Regions from separate parts of the Homo sapiens genome. Here region 2 is linked to region 1. A link is a loop called in an ENCODE intact Hi-C map of the cell type or tissue named here. Cell type or tissue: GM12878. All regions are shown on one strand. Each heading gives the region's core, and the rest is flanking DNA. Links, peaks and the distances in the headings are about the cores only.

Region 1 (8,100 bases), core at 1,798-5,797:
TCAAAGTGATCCTCCTGCCTCAGCTCCCAAGGGGCTAGGACTACAGGTGTGTACTACCAAGTCTGATTAGTATTATTATTTTTTCTATTCTTTTTTTTTTTTTTTTTTTTTTTTTTTTTGTAGAGACAGGGTCTTGCTATGTTGACCAGGCTGGTCTCAAACTCCTGGCCTCAAGAAATTCTCCCGTCTTGGCCTCCCAAAGTGCTGGGATTACAGGCATGAGCCATCATGTCTGACCACTTATGCCCTTCCAGAAAAAAAAAAAAATTCCCCTCAATTTTCTTAAGCTGCTTGACATTCTGCTGTCATTCCAGAGCCATCCTGGCAGGAAAGCTTTCTGTTCTTTAAGAGTTGCCTCTGAAAATGCAATATTCCCACCCCCACCATCAAAGGGCTGCTGCTTAAATTACATCCCCTAAATCCTTAGTAGGAATGCAGTCTTCTGAGAAACCGGGCCAAGAACTGGGGACCAGGGGAAACTCCAGAGGACATAGATGAGCCCCACATGCTTTCCCACCCCTGCCTGGGCTGCGCCCCAGTGGGAATTGTGCTGTGAGTGTCCTGTGGCCATTGTTAGCCACTCAGAAGTGGGATGGGGTGGAAGACCTTCCCACACAGGAAGGCGGGGCCGTGTCTCTTGCTGTCTACTGTATCCTCAGCACCTGGTGTTGAGACTGGCACCTAGTAGCTGTTCAATAAATGTTTACTGAATGACTGGAAGAAGGGTGCCTTTCTCTAGCCATTTCCTCACCCAAGGTGGCCTTTGACTATTCTAGAAGGGGCAGAAGGGAGGAGGAAAAAAACTCCTCTCCTCTCTGCTGAAGGCTTGCTCTGCCCCAGGCTCTCTGCTGTGGCCTTGTGAGGCGGGCACATGCATGTCCTCCCATCTCTTCTATGGCACTTACTCCTGCCTCTGGCTCTGCCCACTGCCTCCTCTCCCCTCACCGTCTCCTCTGACCTCCTCACCTGGCCTCTTTCCCCACAACACCACTGAAACCACTCTGACGAAGGGCAGGGGTGATGTCCTGATGAAGCTGCTGGGAAACCCATTTTAGTCCTTACTGGTGGTGTTGGACCCTGTTGAATCCTTCTTTGTTCTTGCACCTCCTTCTTTCCTTGATACTATCCTCCCCTCATTCCCTGCACCTTCTGACCTTGGCTCATCTGTCCCCAAATCTACATTTCTTGCCTAAAAATTACTCTTAAGCATCAGACCCTCTACATCCGATGATTTTCACCTGGAGGTCCCAGAGGCAATGCATCCATGACCAAACTCAGCACCTTCCATCAGCTGTTTAATTATAATATCTGATTTTCTTCTCCTTCTCCTTCTTCTCCACTAGACTATGAGCAATCTGATGCTAGTCCCGATGTCTTGGTTATCTCTTGTGTATCCAGCACCCAAGGTAAGCTCCTGGCATATGGCGGGCATCCAGGAATGTTGAAAAATGACCCGTACAACTTAGAAGATGCAGCCTCTACAGATCAGTTTCCTCGTTTTTCCCTGAAACTGCTCTCATCTGTTTCCCCGCAGGGAAGGAGCATCCCATGGCTACAACTCTCAAGCATCGAAATGGAACCTGTGAGAGTTCTTCACCCCACAGGGAACTCCTTCCACCAAACTTAGGGGAGCGAGAAAGGGGTTGTAAGGACTTGCCTTTGTATCTCCCCAGCCCCTGCACAGGGCTGGATTTGCATATGTTAATATGGAGAACTGCAACTATTTAATGAGAAGCAGTGGGCCACGTGGGTGAGCAGAATTCCTTAGAGTATTTTTTTCAGATGTCTTAATTCACTCTCTCTTTGTTGTATTTCAGCAGATCCAGGTATTTGCACTGAGTTGGTCCTGGTCCCCACTCCTGTCCCCCAAATCTCTGAAACCACAGATCTCATTAGATGCCAGGCTCAGCCTTGTGTTTGGAGGGTGATGGTGGGCGGAGTGCTCTGCCTACCTGGAAGCAATGCCAGGATGGCTGGAGGTAGCCTACTCCAGGCCAAGGAGCCCCAGCCCAGAGGTTGGGCGGGGACGTGCCTGAGGGGGGTGGGGAGGAAAGGATAGAATTCCAAAGAGGAGAACCCTAGATGGAGAGAGCCCTCTGGGCTTTCAGCCCTTCATCTGGGTTCCACTAAAAACACATTTTGCGTGTTTCTGTTGTTCTTAAGTCTGGGTTTATTTCAAGGGGAAAGTTATAAAGAGACATCTCTCCCTTTATTTCAACAGCAGCTTGTGCTTGGGTAGATTCTCATTTGTCTTGTCTGTCCTGCCTGGAGGTAAAAGGAGTAGGTTGGGGTGGGGGTCCCAAGAGGCCCCAGGAGACCAAGGCCTCAGGCTGTGCTTGCCTCCAGTGTGTTAGACCAGTAGGTCTGTCACAGGTTCTGACCTTCCAGCTGATAGCAACACACACCGCCAGATGAGAGACTTGGGGGGTTGAGAATGAAAGGAAGGGACTTGGGGAAGCACAGAACAAGGAGAGGCCTGGTGAGGTGGCCCCACCTGGGAAACATCCACAGACAGACAGGCAAGTGACCATCCCCATGGCTGTTTGAGAGCCTTCCTCTCTGAACCCAGGGCAGCATCTGTCAGGTAGCCACCCAAGTGAGGCAGGGTTTTGCCCAGGTCGGAAGCCAGAGGTAGCATCCAGTCTCCCTAAGAATTCAGGTCCCAATCCAGTCTGAGAATCCCGAAGAGGACCCAGAGCCCTTGAATCAGTCCATACCTCAGAGACACAAAGAAGAAATGTCAGCGCTTGAAAGGCCCTTAGCCGTGTAACCCACTGCCCTCATTTCACAGATGAGGAAACAGGCCCAGGGAGGGAAAGCTCCTTGCCTAGGGCACACAGTGGGTCAGCGATGGGCTGGTCCTGCAGCCCGGGCCTCAGTGTTCTCTGCACTTTTCTACTTTTCCACCCTGCTGCTTACAAGGGTAGGCAAATGGCCACGTCTCCACGGAGGGATCCAAGGGTGCTAATAAACATGCCCACTCATGGACTCACACGCATACGTGCACAGAACGTGTACACTGGCCCTCGGATCCCATCAGCTGAGCTTGCCAGGGCTCCCCCAGATATAACCTGGGTCTCTCCTCCAGGGTCATCTTGGGCATTCAGGCTCCAGGCAGATGTAGGACTCAGGACACCATGGTGGATGGTCCTGTCTGCACAGAGCTGGTGCCAGACACAAAGAGAACTTGAGGCCCAGCACCCAGGCCCTGGCCTTCACCCACCAGCGAGAAATTCTTGCAGAGCCCTCTCTTGCTCTGAGACGGGCCTCTGCAATGACTCAAGTCGACTTGCTTAAGAAGGACTTGATTGCCACCTGGTGGCCATATCTGACATCTCACCCCAGTATCACAGTCCATTCATTTATCAAAGATGTATTGAGCCCCTGCTGTGAGCCAGGGAAGAAATATTTACTCTTGTTGAATGAATGAACATCCCCTACCCCCAAGAAGAGGTCAGTCCACTGTAGAAGACTGATATGCAAAGCAACAGTTACAATACAGGCTGATTAGTGTAATTATAGAGGTGAGCTTAGGATACAATGGAAGCTAAAATAAAAGGGAGGGGGAGTGGGAGAGGGTGTTAGTCCAGCTTCTATGTAAGGAGCCTAAGGAAGATTCCACCAGGGGCGTGGGTTGACATGCTTCCCGGGGTATGCATAAGCAATCAATAATTACATTCATTTGTCTAAGAGTTTTCATTTTACCAAAAGATTGCACTTGCATTTCCCAGTTCATCCTCCCAGTAGCGCCATGAAGTGTGTATAATTGTCCCCATTTTACAAAGGAGGACACTGAGGCTTGGAGGAGGTAAGTGATTTGCTCCATGTCACTGTCTGGTATTTGATGACTATAATTCCCAAACTACTCCCAACTGAATCAGACTCCCACGGGGAGGCGGGTGCACCAGGCGAGGGTTACAGATGGAGGTCGACTGCCTCTGCCACAGGAGAGTTGGCAAGTTGGGGGTTTGGATGGATAAGCAGCTCTCTCCCATCTCCCAGACAGTGGAGCACAGTTGAGCTCTGGAAGCAGCACAGTGATGCGTGGTGAGCCTCAGCCGGCGCAAATGCAAGCTGGAGGGTCCTGGGTTCAGTGGCTATGTCACAGCCTCATCACAGACCTGAAAATGGTGGGCATGAGAGGCAGACGTGTAATTTCCTCTTTACTACCGCCAGTCATGTGATTACAGCCGAGCTCAGGAGGGCCGGGTGAGCATTGCAGAAAGGCTGTAGCTAGATAGGATCCCTAGAGCCAGAGCAGGGTTGGGGAGTGCAACTCTAGGAAAAGCTTCATTTTCCACACCCACTCCACTCCCAAACATAAGCTGAAGGTCCCAGTGAACTCCGTTAAAGAAGAATGAAAAGTCTGATGCAGCTATTTAAAAACAGGCAGGCGTCAAGTGGCCAATGGCAGTCGAGTGCAGCCGGGGCAGCGCTCGGGAAAATCATCCACCACCGTCAGCCCTGGAGAGGCAGACCTGGGGTTCCCCGCAGAAGCGGGTGCGGGTCCATGTAGGCTACCCCGTCATCTTTGTGCCACGGAGCTAGTTCATCACGGGGCCTTGCTGATTCCTTCCCCAGCACGCCTCAACAATCCCGCTGCTCTCCTGAGACCCAAGCCCTTTCACTCTTTGCTTAGAAGTCCAGCTTTGTTTCCAAACTGTTTTCCCTTTCTCTTCTCCCTACAGCCTCCCTTGACAGGGCAGCTTTAGTGTCCGTGCTTCCCAGAACCAGTGCTGCATGCTCACCTGCTGGACTCCCCCAGGATGTATAGACATCTCATAAGAGTGGGGGCTGCCTCTGGGAAGGGACTGGAAAAAGGCTAAGGGGAAGGAGCTCGGGGGCTGGCAAGCCCGGATGCGACAAAGCACCGAGGTGGGCTTGAATGTGAGTGGCTGTGGTGGGTAGACAGGTGGGCTACTGTGCACGGGAAGTTTAGGTGAGGGAGGATGTTAAGACTCTCCTGGGCTGGGTGCGGTGGCTTCACGCCTGCAATCCCAGCTCTTTGGGAGTCCAAGGCAGGCAGATCACTTGAGCCCAGGAGTTTGAGACCAGCCCAGGCAACATGGTGAAACCTGTCTCTACAAAAAAAGTACAAAAAATTAACTGGGCATGGTGGTGCCTGCCTGTAGTCCCAGCCACTTGGGGTGGGTGGGTGGGGTGCTGAGGTGGGAGGATTGCTTGAGCCCAGGAGGTCAAGTCTGCAGGGAGTGGAGATCACACCACAGCACTCCAGCCTGGGCAACAGAGTGAGACCCTGTCTGTGAGGCTCGGACTTAATCCCGCTGAATCCTCAGTGCGGTCCTCTAAAGCCATGGAATTGAGAGAGGTAAAGTAACAAGCCCACGGTCACAAACCTAGTAACAGTGCGAAGATTCCAACCCAGGCCTCTGATGCCATGTGGTGTTTTCGCAAGAGCATCTTTTGACTTTGCTAATTTCTGGACATCATGTGGAGCCTTCTATGAAAGAGTCAAATATTTGGGAAGGCAAACATCAAAGGGAGTTAGTGCAGGTATTTTATGTAAGCGGATCGCCCTGCGGTGGTGTCTGATTTTCCTGCCAGCCCTGCCCTCTCCCAGGACACACGTTCTCTGCCATGCATTCGCTTCTGTCAGTGCTCTCTGGAACTGCATTTTCCAGGACTCCGTTACTCCCCAAGCATACAAATGCCTCTCCTTCATTTTTTTCCCATTAAGCAGATTTAAAGAATGAACTCAGAATCTTGGCCACCATTAATTTCACAGCTTACAATTATTTGCATCTCCCCCGCTTTTTTTTTGTTTTTTTTTTTCTTTGCTTGAGTCATTTTAAAAAGCCCTTATGATTTCCTTTAATCCTTTTGGTAGAGCAATTCCATTCTCTTCTCTCTTAACCTCCTCTCTCCGGAACGCCCCCCCTCCGCCTGAAAGCTTTAAATAATGCAGCAAATTCTTGTTTCGTTTCCTTTTCTCTGTTTCCAGATGGATTTTTCTCCCCAGAACATCCCTGGGAATCATTTCTGTCAGATGCTTCACTGGATGTCCCTTGGTCTTTACAGCCATCTATCCTCCTTCTCCAACCCCCACCTCGAATTGCAACTTGCTATTTTAATTATAGTTTCTCTTGCCACACTTGGGTTGTTTTTTTTTTCTCTTCTCAGTCTTCTACCTCGCTTAGATTTTAATCCCTTCTTCCAGTGCAGAAAATTCATTAAGATTTCTAGATTCCTCCCAATTTGCTTCCTTGATGTTGAATAATTCTTAGTCTATGTATGATGCTGATTGTTCAGATGTTGAATTAAGTTGCTAAGCAGTGGGGCCAGGAGGCCCTGTCCAAGTGCAGACTGAACCCCACTCCGGAGTGGAGCTGGGGTGTCCCTGGGTCATCTGGTCCCTGCAGTCCTGAAGCTGGCCCTCTCTAAGACCAGACCTCGGCCCCAGTGCAACCAGCCACCTGTGCCTGCCTCCCTGGCCACCCGATGAGAGGTCCTGGGATTGTTTGTCTTCGGTTCCATGGATTGATCCTTGCAGGCTGGGCCAGGCTGGCCCTGACCATAAGCCACCTGGGTCACCTGCAGCTGTTTCCCAGGTGCCTGCTAGGCCTGCAGGCTGGGGCTGCAGTTGGAAATGGGTCTGGGCAGGAAGTGAAGGGGGAAGTAACCTGTGTGGCTGGGGAGTCAATGAGGCCATCGTGTGAGGGGAGGACTGGAACGCAGTTCTATGATGCATTCCAGGGATAAAGGCTGAGTTACTCACCACAGAGAGGAATCGCTGAAAGCTGCCACCCATCCTGTTTGGGCTCACAAACCTGTCCCTGTTCTGTCCTTTGGATAGATATATAGGTCACTACTGGTGAAGGTCATTTACTGTGGGAGCATGTCAACATCAACCTTGAGCCTGGCTCAATTAGAAACATGGGGTGCTCTGAAGTGGCCTAAAAGTCCCTGGGAAAGGGTGATCCATTTACAGCTGCTTAACCTGGGGCAGGTCACCTCACCCCTCTGAACCTCAGGGCTGATATGAGACAACGTGCATGAAAGGTCACTACGTGGGCAACGCTGATATTATGATGCAGGTGAGGAGACGCAAGAGGCGGCATTCATTCCTTCATTCATTGCTACCTTGTTGTTAGAGATTTAAGGCAAGAGACACAACTGGAAAATGGACAAAGGAAAAATGATTTTGAGGATCTAGAGGATAAGATAAGGTCTGAGATTGTCTCAAGTGGGAATAAAGGAAGTAGAAGGGAGGGTGGCCCTGTAAAGTCAGGCGACCTCTACCTCAAGGTGAGGAGGAGAATGCAGCGGAGGAGGCCCTAGAGGACCTGGTACAGGATCAGTTGGAGAAGTGGGAGGGGCAGAGGGCTGCACATTCCTAATGAGCTTGCCCGCTAATCCCAGAGGGTTGCTGCACTGGGAAAGCACAGGCGGAGACCTCCTAAGATGTCTGGAATATCAAATAACATGGCAGAATGTGAGGCAAATAAATGAGTCAAAAACTTGGACTCTTATAACTCTGCAAATAATTCTTTTTTTTTTTTTTTGAGATGGAGTCTTGCTCTGTCACCCAGGCTGGAGTGCAGTGGCATGATCTCAGTTCACGGCAACCTCTGTCTCCTGGGTTCAAGCATTTCTCCTGCCTCAGCATCCCAAGTAGCTGGGAGTACAGATGCAAGCCACCAGGCCCAGCTAATTTTTATATTTTTAGTAGAGACAGGGTTTCACCATGTTGGCCAGGCTGGTCTCGAACTCCTGACCTCAAGCGATCCACTCGCCTTGGCCTCCCAAAGTGTTGGGATTACAGGTGTGAGCCACCGCGCCTGGCCTCTCTGCAAATAATTCTGACACCTGGGAGTTGCACTTTGTATATCATGCTTTTATATGCAAAGGACTTGTTTCAGCATGTCTGTTCCACTTCCTTGAATAGTGCAAGGGCAGTGGCAGTGCCAAGGAGTGGCTTGGAGAGGTATGTTTTATGCCCCTCATCTTCATGAATCACCCCCGCCTCCCCCCCTCAAAAAAACAACTAAAAATCATGTTTTTGACATGGGCGGGGGATGTCTTCTTACTCTTATGGAAAATGTGAGTACAAGCCCCTTTAGAAAAATTACTGTAAAGCAT
Region 2 (6,893 bases), core at 1,114-5,113, 230 kb before region 1:
TAAAATGGGGATAATTTTTTTTTTTTTTTTTTTTTTTTTGGAGATGGAGTCTCACTCTGTCACCCAGGCTGGAGTGTAGTGATGTGATCTCAGCTCACTGTAACCTCCGCCTCCCAGGTTCAAGCGATTCTCCTGCCTCAGCCTCCCAAGAAACTGCAATTACAGGCGCGCACCACCACACCTGGCTAATTTTTGTATTTTTGGTAGAAACGGGGTTTCACCACGTTGGTCAGGCTGGTCTTGAACTCCTGACCTCGTGATCTGCCCACCTTGGCCTCCCAAAGTGCTGGTATTACAGGCATGAGCCACCATGCCCAGCCCCAAATGGGGATAATATTTTAGCCCACAGCACAGTGGTCTGTGAGCATTAAGAGAAGGAAAGCACCCCTCCCCACCAGCACAGTGTCTGCACCCAATCAGCACTCCTTAAACGCTGGCTAGCATTCTCCTCCCCTGTGACCCTCTGGCAAAAGATTCCCCACCCCAACCTCAGCGCCCAGCAAATCTGTGCTAATGTGCGAGTGGGTATCGATGAGTTCATATAACCCTTGGGTAGCATGTGGTTAACATGTGTGCGTTTTAATAGGGCTATTTTACAGCAACTCTAATGATGTGTGGATTGTCTGGGGGCCATGGGGGTTGTTTTCTCAAGCTATAAACTCACCGATGCTCTGCTCCACATTCTCCTCAGAGTCTCTACCCTACCTCCTCTGTGGCCCAGGGTCTGCCCACAGCTGGCCCCTCACAGGTGCCCAGGGCTGCAGGGTGTGTGTATGTGGCTTGTGTGGTGTGTGTATGTGTGTGTGTGTGTGTTGTTTGTGTGGTGTGAGTGTGGGTGTTGCTCATATGTGTGTTGTCTACTTGGTGTATGTATGTGTTGTGTGGTTGTACGTATGCGTGTGTCCTATAATTAAAGTCCCCAGAAGCAGGGCACCCTGCCTGGGTGCCACCTTCTCACCCCTCTCCAGGGGCTCTGAGCACCCCCCCACCCCCGCGACGTGGCAGTGGGCAGCACCTGTGCCCTGATCTTTGCATCTCAGCCTCTCGCCCAGGGCTTTGTGCTAACGGGTGCTCAATACGGTAGTGCTTTGCTAATTGGGAAAAAGCGGTCGCGGGATGTTCTTTCCAGGGCAGTGCTGCAGTGCCCTCTGGTGGATTTTCTCTGAACTTCTCTAGGTTTGAGGTTCCGCTTGTCCTTGACAGGTAAGCCGGCCCTGAGAATCCAACCGCCTGGCCTTCTTCGCTTTTGGTCAGCCCTCCGCCTTGCAGAGAGTGGGGCTCAGTGGGAGCTGAGGCTGTGTGAGGGTGAGGCTGGGGTCAGGCTGGGGAGGAGACTGATGTTGGGAGTCCGGAGGTACAGTTATTCCTGTACCTCTAGCAATAAGAACTGTGAGGTGGAAATGCCCATTTCAGTGATGGTGGAGAGAAACCAATGGAACCTGAATATAGGCAGCGACCCCTTAGGAAGCATCTCCTCCTCCTCTTCCTCCTCCCCCTCCTCCTCCTCCTCCCCCTCCTCCTCCTCCCCCTCCTCCCCCTCCTCCTCCTCCTTCTCCCCCTCCTACTCCTCCCCCTCCTACTCCTCCTCCTCCCCCTCCTACTCCTCCTCCCCTCCTCCTCCTTCTCCCCCTCCTCCTCCTCCCCCTCCTACTCCTCCTCCTCCCCCTCCTCCTCCTTCTCCTCCTCCTTCTCCCCCTCCTGCTCCTCCCCCTCCTACTCCTCTTCCTCCTACTCCTCCTGTTCCCCCCTCCTCCCTCTCCTCCTCCTCCCCCCTCCTCCTCCTCTCCCCTTCCTCCTCCTCCTCTGCTTCTCTTCCTCCTCCCCCTCCTCCTCCTCTCCCCTTCCTCCTCCTCCTCTGCTTTCTCTTCTTTTCAGGCAGAAATGCCTCCACAGATTCCCTTATTATCCATGTAGAAAGGGAAGAAAGACATGAATGCTTGTATGTCAGATATGTTACAAGTAACTTGTTTAAAAGGGGAAAAGAAAATAGGGGAAGAGATAAGAAACAAGACAATAAATCTAGAAAATCAGGAATGAGAATAAAGATAACAACCAGAAAAGCAACAACAACGCAGAGATAGAAATCAAAACAAAAGCGATCTCAGTAATCATGAATAGATTAAATTATCCATCCTCTGCATACGAAAATACGAATATTTTAAATTTAGCTATTTCTTGTTAATAAAGATGACACATAAGGCCAAGATTCTCTTATACTAGGCAAATACTAGCATATGCACATCCAATCCATCAGCAAGTCTTGCTGGCTCTGTACCCAAAACACATCCCAAATCCATCTTCCCTGCTAGCACCACTGCCCAAGCTACCATCATCTCTTGTTTGAATGATTCCAGGAGCTTCCCAACCCATCGGCTGGGTTCTCCTGTTACTCCCCTGTAATCCAGATTCCACACAGTAACACAGTGGGTTTCTTTTCTTTTCTTTTTCCTTTTTTGAGACAGAGTCTTGCTCTTGTTGCCCAGGCTGAAGTGCAATGGTGCAATCTCAGCTCACTGCAACCCCCGCCTCCTGGGTTCAAGCGATTCTCCTGCCTCAGCCTCCCAAGTAGCTGGGATTACAGGTGCCCGCCACCACACCCAGATAATTTTTTGTATTTAGTAGAGACGGTGTTTCACCATGTTGGCCAAGCTGGTCTCGAACACCTGACCTCAGGTGATCCACCCGCCTCAGCCTCTCAAAGTGCTGGGATTACAGGTAGGAGCCACCGCACCTGGCCCACAGTGTTCTTTTGAAATCAGAAATCAAATCACGTTGCCATCCCTGCCCCCTGGTTTAATGATACTTCATGTGGCCCCCATTTCACTTGACATAAAATCCAAAGTCCTTTCTGCAGCCTATGCAACCCTATGAGTGGGATGAAGGAATGATGCCACTCCAGAGGGCAGAACCAGGGCCAAATGACAGGAGTTGCAGAGCATGAACCTTGACCCAAGAAAGGAGGAATTTTCTAGTCATCAGAGCTGTCCAAGCTGACTTCGCGATGTGGAATAAGGTCCCCACTACAGAGAGGATGGAGCTGCAGCTGAGGGGATTTCTGCACAGGGTTGGCTGGAGGCTGAAGTAGATTTCCCTGTTGCTTTCCTGTAGGAGACTCTGTGCCTCTAGGAATAAGAACTGTGAGGTGGAAATGCTCACTTTGGTGATGGTGGAGAGAAACAAATAGAATCTGAACATAGGCAGTAGTCCCTTAGGAAGCATCAGCTTCTGCTTCTTCTTGATTACTTCTTCCAGTGGGGAGCTCAATACATGGTGGGCAGCCCTTCCTTTCGGTCAACACTTCATGTATTGGGCAGGCCAAGTCTGTCTGCCTCCCCGAAACTTCCTCATCTCAGTCTCAGTTCCTCTCTCTTGCAGAGTTCTAAGCACTCTTCCAAAAGTGTGCCAGAGATTGTGCTGCATGTTGGGGACATAAAGATGAAAAACGTGAACTCTGCTGTCAGGAAGTTCACAGACTAGAGGGAGCTGGCTCATTCATAGCAGGAGCGCCACGAGGACAACGGGGTATTGCAAAGGGCAGAGCATGCAGGAACTGGAGTGTAGGAGAGCTCAGCCCTGGCTGGGCATCAGCATTACCCAGGGAGGTCTGAAAACTCCCACACCCACGGGGTCAGAGTATCCAGAGATTGTGAGGGCAGGGCCCAGGCTTTGGGGTTTCTTTTTTCTTTGTTTTTTGTTGTTGTTGTTGTTTGTTTGTTTGTTTTTTGTTTTGAGACAGAGTCTCGCTCTGTTCCCCAGGCTGGAGTGCAGTGGCACAATCTCGGCTCACAGCAAGCTCCGTCCGCCTCCTGGGTTCACGCCATTCTCCTGCCTCAGCCTCCTGAGTAGCTGAGACTACAGGCGCCCGCCACCACGCCTGGCTAATTTTTTGTATTTTTAGTAGAGACGGGTTTCACCGTGTTAGCCAGCATGGTCTCGATCTCCTGACCTCGTGATCTGCCTGCCTTGGCCTCCCAAAGTGCTGGGATTACAGGCGTGAGCCACCGCGCCCGGCGGCTTTGGTGTTTCTTAAAGATTCCCAGGTAGTTAGGTGACTACAGTCATGGGCCCCTGGCTTAGTTGGGAAGTGCTTCATCTCTGAGACACCAGGATTCGAATCCCCAGTTTTGCCGCTTAACAGCTTGGTGGCCATGGATCTGCCTCTCTAGTCCTGTGAATGAGCAGGAGAAAAAAGAAGGAGGGAGTGAGAGAAAGGGAAACAAGGAGAAATAGTTTGAGCAGTGCACCTGGCCATAAAACACCAGGGCGGGGCTGGGGGTGTCTTTGCAAATGGTCACGTCACACCAGGCCTAGCTGCACCCCAGTACACCAGGCCACCAGTACAGCTGTGGCACCCGCTCAGTCGTCTTCCTTTGCGGAGCACCTGCTGTCAGGGTTTATTGCAGAAGGAGCCAAGATCACACCTTTATGTAGGCAACAAAATAAATCCTTACAAAACATGAAAGGATTTTTACAGCCACCCTATGAAATGGGAACTGAGTACCCCCATTACAGAGAAGGAAACGGTTACATAGTCTATCTAAGGCCATGTGAAATGAAGGACTGGACTGGAACTAGAATGCAGACCTAGCTCATACAAAAGCCTGGAATGAGTCTTGCATATCCACTGCCCAAGTGAAAAAGGAAACTATTGGCCGGGCACTGTGGCTCATGCCTGTAATCCCAGCACTCTGGGAGGCCAAGGTGGGCGGATCACCTGAGGTCAGGAGTTCAAGACCAGCCGGCCATGATGAAACCCTGTCTCTACTAAAAATACAAAAAATTAGCTAGGCGTGGTGGTGCATGCCTGTAATCCCAGCTACTGGGGAGGCTGAGGCAAGAGAATCGCTTGAACCTGGGAGGTGAAGGTTGCAGTGAGCCGAGATTGCGCCATTGCACTCCAGCCTGGGCAACAAGAACAAAACTCCATCTCAAAAAAAAAAAAAAAGAAAAAAGGAAAAGGAAATTATTAGAGTATAGCTGTCTGTATTCCCCCCTGATCCTCTTCACCTCTCTCCCCTCCAACCACTGTCCTGAATTTGTGTTGATCATTTTCATCTATGTCTATATACCTTTGCCATACATGCAAGATTCCATACCCAGTACGTTGCATCTGATGGCATGTTTTTCAGCCTTGTAGAGACAGCATCATGGGAAAGAAATCCTCCTCCTGCATCTTGTTTTTGTCTCTTAAAATTGTCTGTGACGTTTATCCATGTGAATACATATATCTCTAATTTGTGTATTGTTACTGCTTTTCAAAATCCATGACTCTGCTGATGAAGTTTCAGGTTGTTTCCCGTTTTTTTTTTTTGAGACAGAGTCTTGCTCTCTCCCAGGCTGGGGTGCAGTGGTGCAATCTCGGCTCACTGCAAGCTCCGCCTCTGGGGTTCACGCCATTCTCCTGCCTCAGCCTCCCAAGTAGCTGGGACTACAGGCGCCCGCCACCGCGTCCGGCTAATTTTTTGTATTTTCAGTAGAGACGGGGTTTCACCGTGTTGGCCAGGATGGTCTCGATCTCCTGACCTCGTGATCCGCCCGCCTCGGCCTCCCAAAGTGCTGGGATTACAGGCATGAGCCACCGCGTCCGGCCTTGCTTCCCGTTTTTTACTGTTATAGATAATGCTGCTACAACGATTTTTGTTCTGATATCCTGCACATGTGTGAGACTTTCCCAAGGGTGTACACCCGGGGTGGTTACTGGGCTGAGGGTATGGTGCTTTTCCCGTCTGTCATGCAGGTTACCCTCATGCCAGCGTGTGCCAGTTTCTGTTGCTCTGTGCCCTCACTCACACTTAGTATAGCCACATTTCACATGTACAAGCCTACATTCTTTTTTTTTTTTTTTTTTGAGACAGAGTCTTGCTCTGTCTCCCAGGCTGGAGTGCAGTGGTACGGTCTCGGCTCACTGCAACCTCTGTCTCCTGGGTTCAAACAATTCTCCTGCCTCAGCCTCCAGAGTAGCTGGGATTACAGGTGCCCGCCACCATGCCCTGCTAATTTTTGTATTTTTTTTTTTTTAGTAGAGATGGGATTTCACCATGTTGGCCAGGCCGGTCTCAAACTCCTGATCTCAGGTGATCCGTCTGCCTCGGCCTCCCAAAGTGCTGGGATTACAGGCATGAGCCACTGCACCCAGCCACAAGCCTATATTCTTTATACAGTCCCTAACAACCTTTTGGGAGAATAGTTGCACAGAGAACTACAGCTAGACCATGTTCTTGGCTGTGACATCCTCGGCAAAGCCTGGATGGAGGTCACTGAGGCAAAGCTGAGCCAATATTGATTCAGAACATCCTGTTGCAAAACATGGAGTGAAAGACATGAAGCAAAAGAGGCCTTTGGAAAGGTTTCTTGGCCATCTCCACCAACAATCTGCCTCAAGGCATCATCCTTTCGTCTTGACCTTTTGTTTAAAGGACTAAGTAGGGAGCCCAAACTCCTAGATTTGCCCAAGGTGGTCCCAATTCAGGCCAGTTGTCCCAGTGTAATTATTAATAGCACCACCTTTGACTCTTCAAGGTGTTCAGGCTTGAAAGATAATTTATATGGCCACCTACTGTAGGAGGGTGGGAATTCACATCAATTTCCTATCCACAGATACTCTGCTGTGGCCAACGTGGGGAAGACTGAATGATGGAGAGCCTGTTATACAAACCACAGGGGAACACTTGCCATTGTTTCTGCTATTGTCCCACAGTTGTTTAAGATGGAAGCAGGAGCCCCTGGAAGCTTTCAGAGAAGAAGCTAGCCAGAAACTCACAAGCCCTTTCCTTGAGAAGCTCTGGCCCCATCACTGCGGAGTGCTGGCCATGCTCCCTGGTCACTGCCCATGGGACGGCCAGCTCCCGGGCAGGTGGTGCTAAGCAGGTTGGCGGGTGTTACCCCTCCCAGTC

Evidence for each region. Peaks named below come from ENCODE experiments on the same cell type or tissue, not always from the same donor. Only the 100,000 strongest peaks of a DNase experiment are listed, where the experiment ranks them.
Region 2: a loop joins it to region 1, with 10 times the contacts of the local background. A loop is called at or near these places in 20 of 110 quality-filtered maps.

What each region holds. Positions count from the first base shown.
Region 1 is chr3:184,774,633-184,782,732 of GRCh38, forward strand. LOC105374253 (a long non-coding RNA gene) reads left to right here. Exons shown (of 4, transcript XR_924790.3): 2 at 1,344-1,406; 3 at 1,535-4,887; 4 at 5,963-6,112. Among named protein-coding and RNA genes, the nearest start is that of LINC02069, 5.5 kb to the left of the region's middle. RefSeq lists a silencer at 3,169-3,463 and an enhancer at 6,477-6,977. In GM12878, for the core only: a CTCF peak has its summit at 3,319 (motif pointing left); a DNase peak (open chromatin) is centred at 3,329.
Region 2 is chr3:184,543,010-184,549,902 of GRCh38, forward strand. It overlaps LINC01839 (long intergenic non-protein coding RNA 1839), which reads left to right. Exons shown (of 8, transcript XR_924788.3): 7 at 6,598-6,893. It overlaps LINC01840 (long intergenic non-protein coding RNA 1840), which reads right to left. Exons shown (of 2, transcript NR_046593.1): 2 at 3,705-4,168. Among named protein-coding and RNA genes, the nearest start is that of LINC01840, 10 kb to the right of the region's middle. In GM12878, for the core only: a CTCF peak has its summit at 1,158 (motif pointing left); DNase peaks (open chromatin) are centred at 1,151 and 3,422.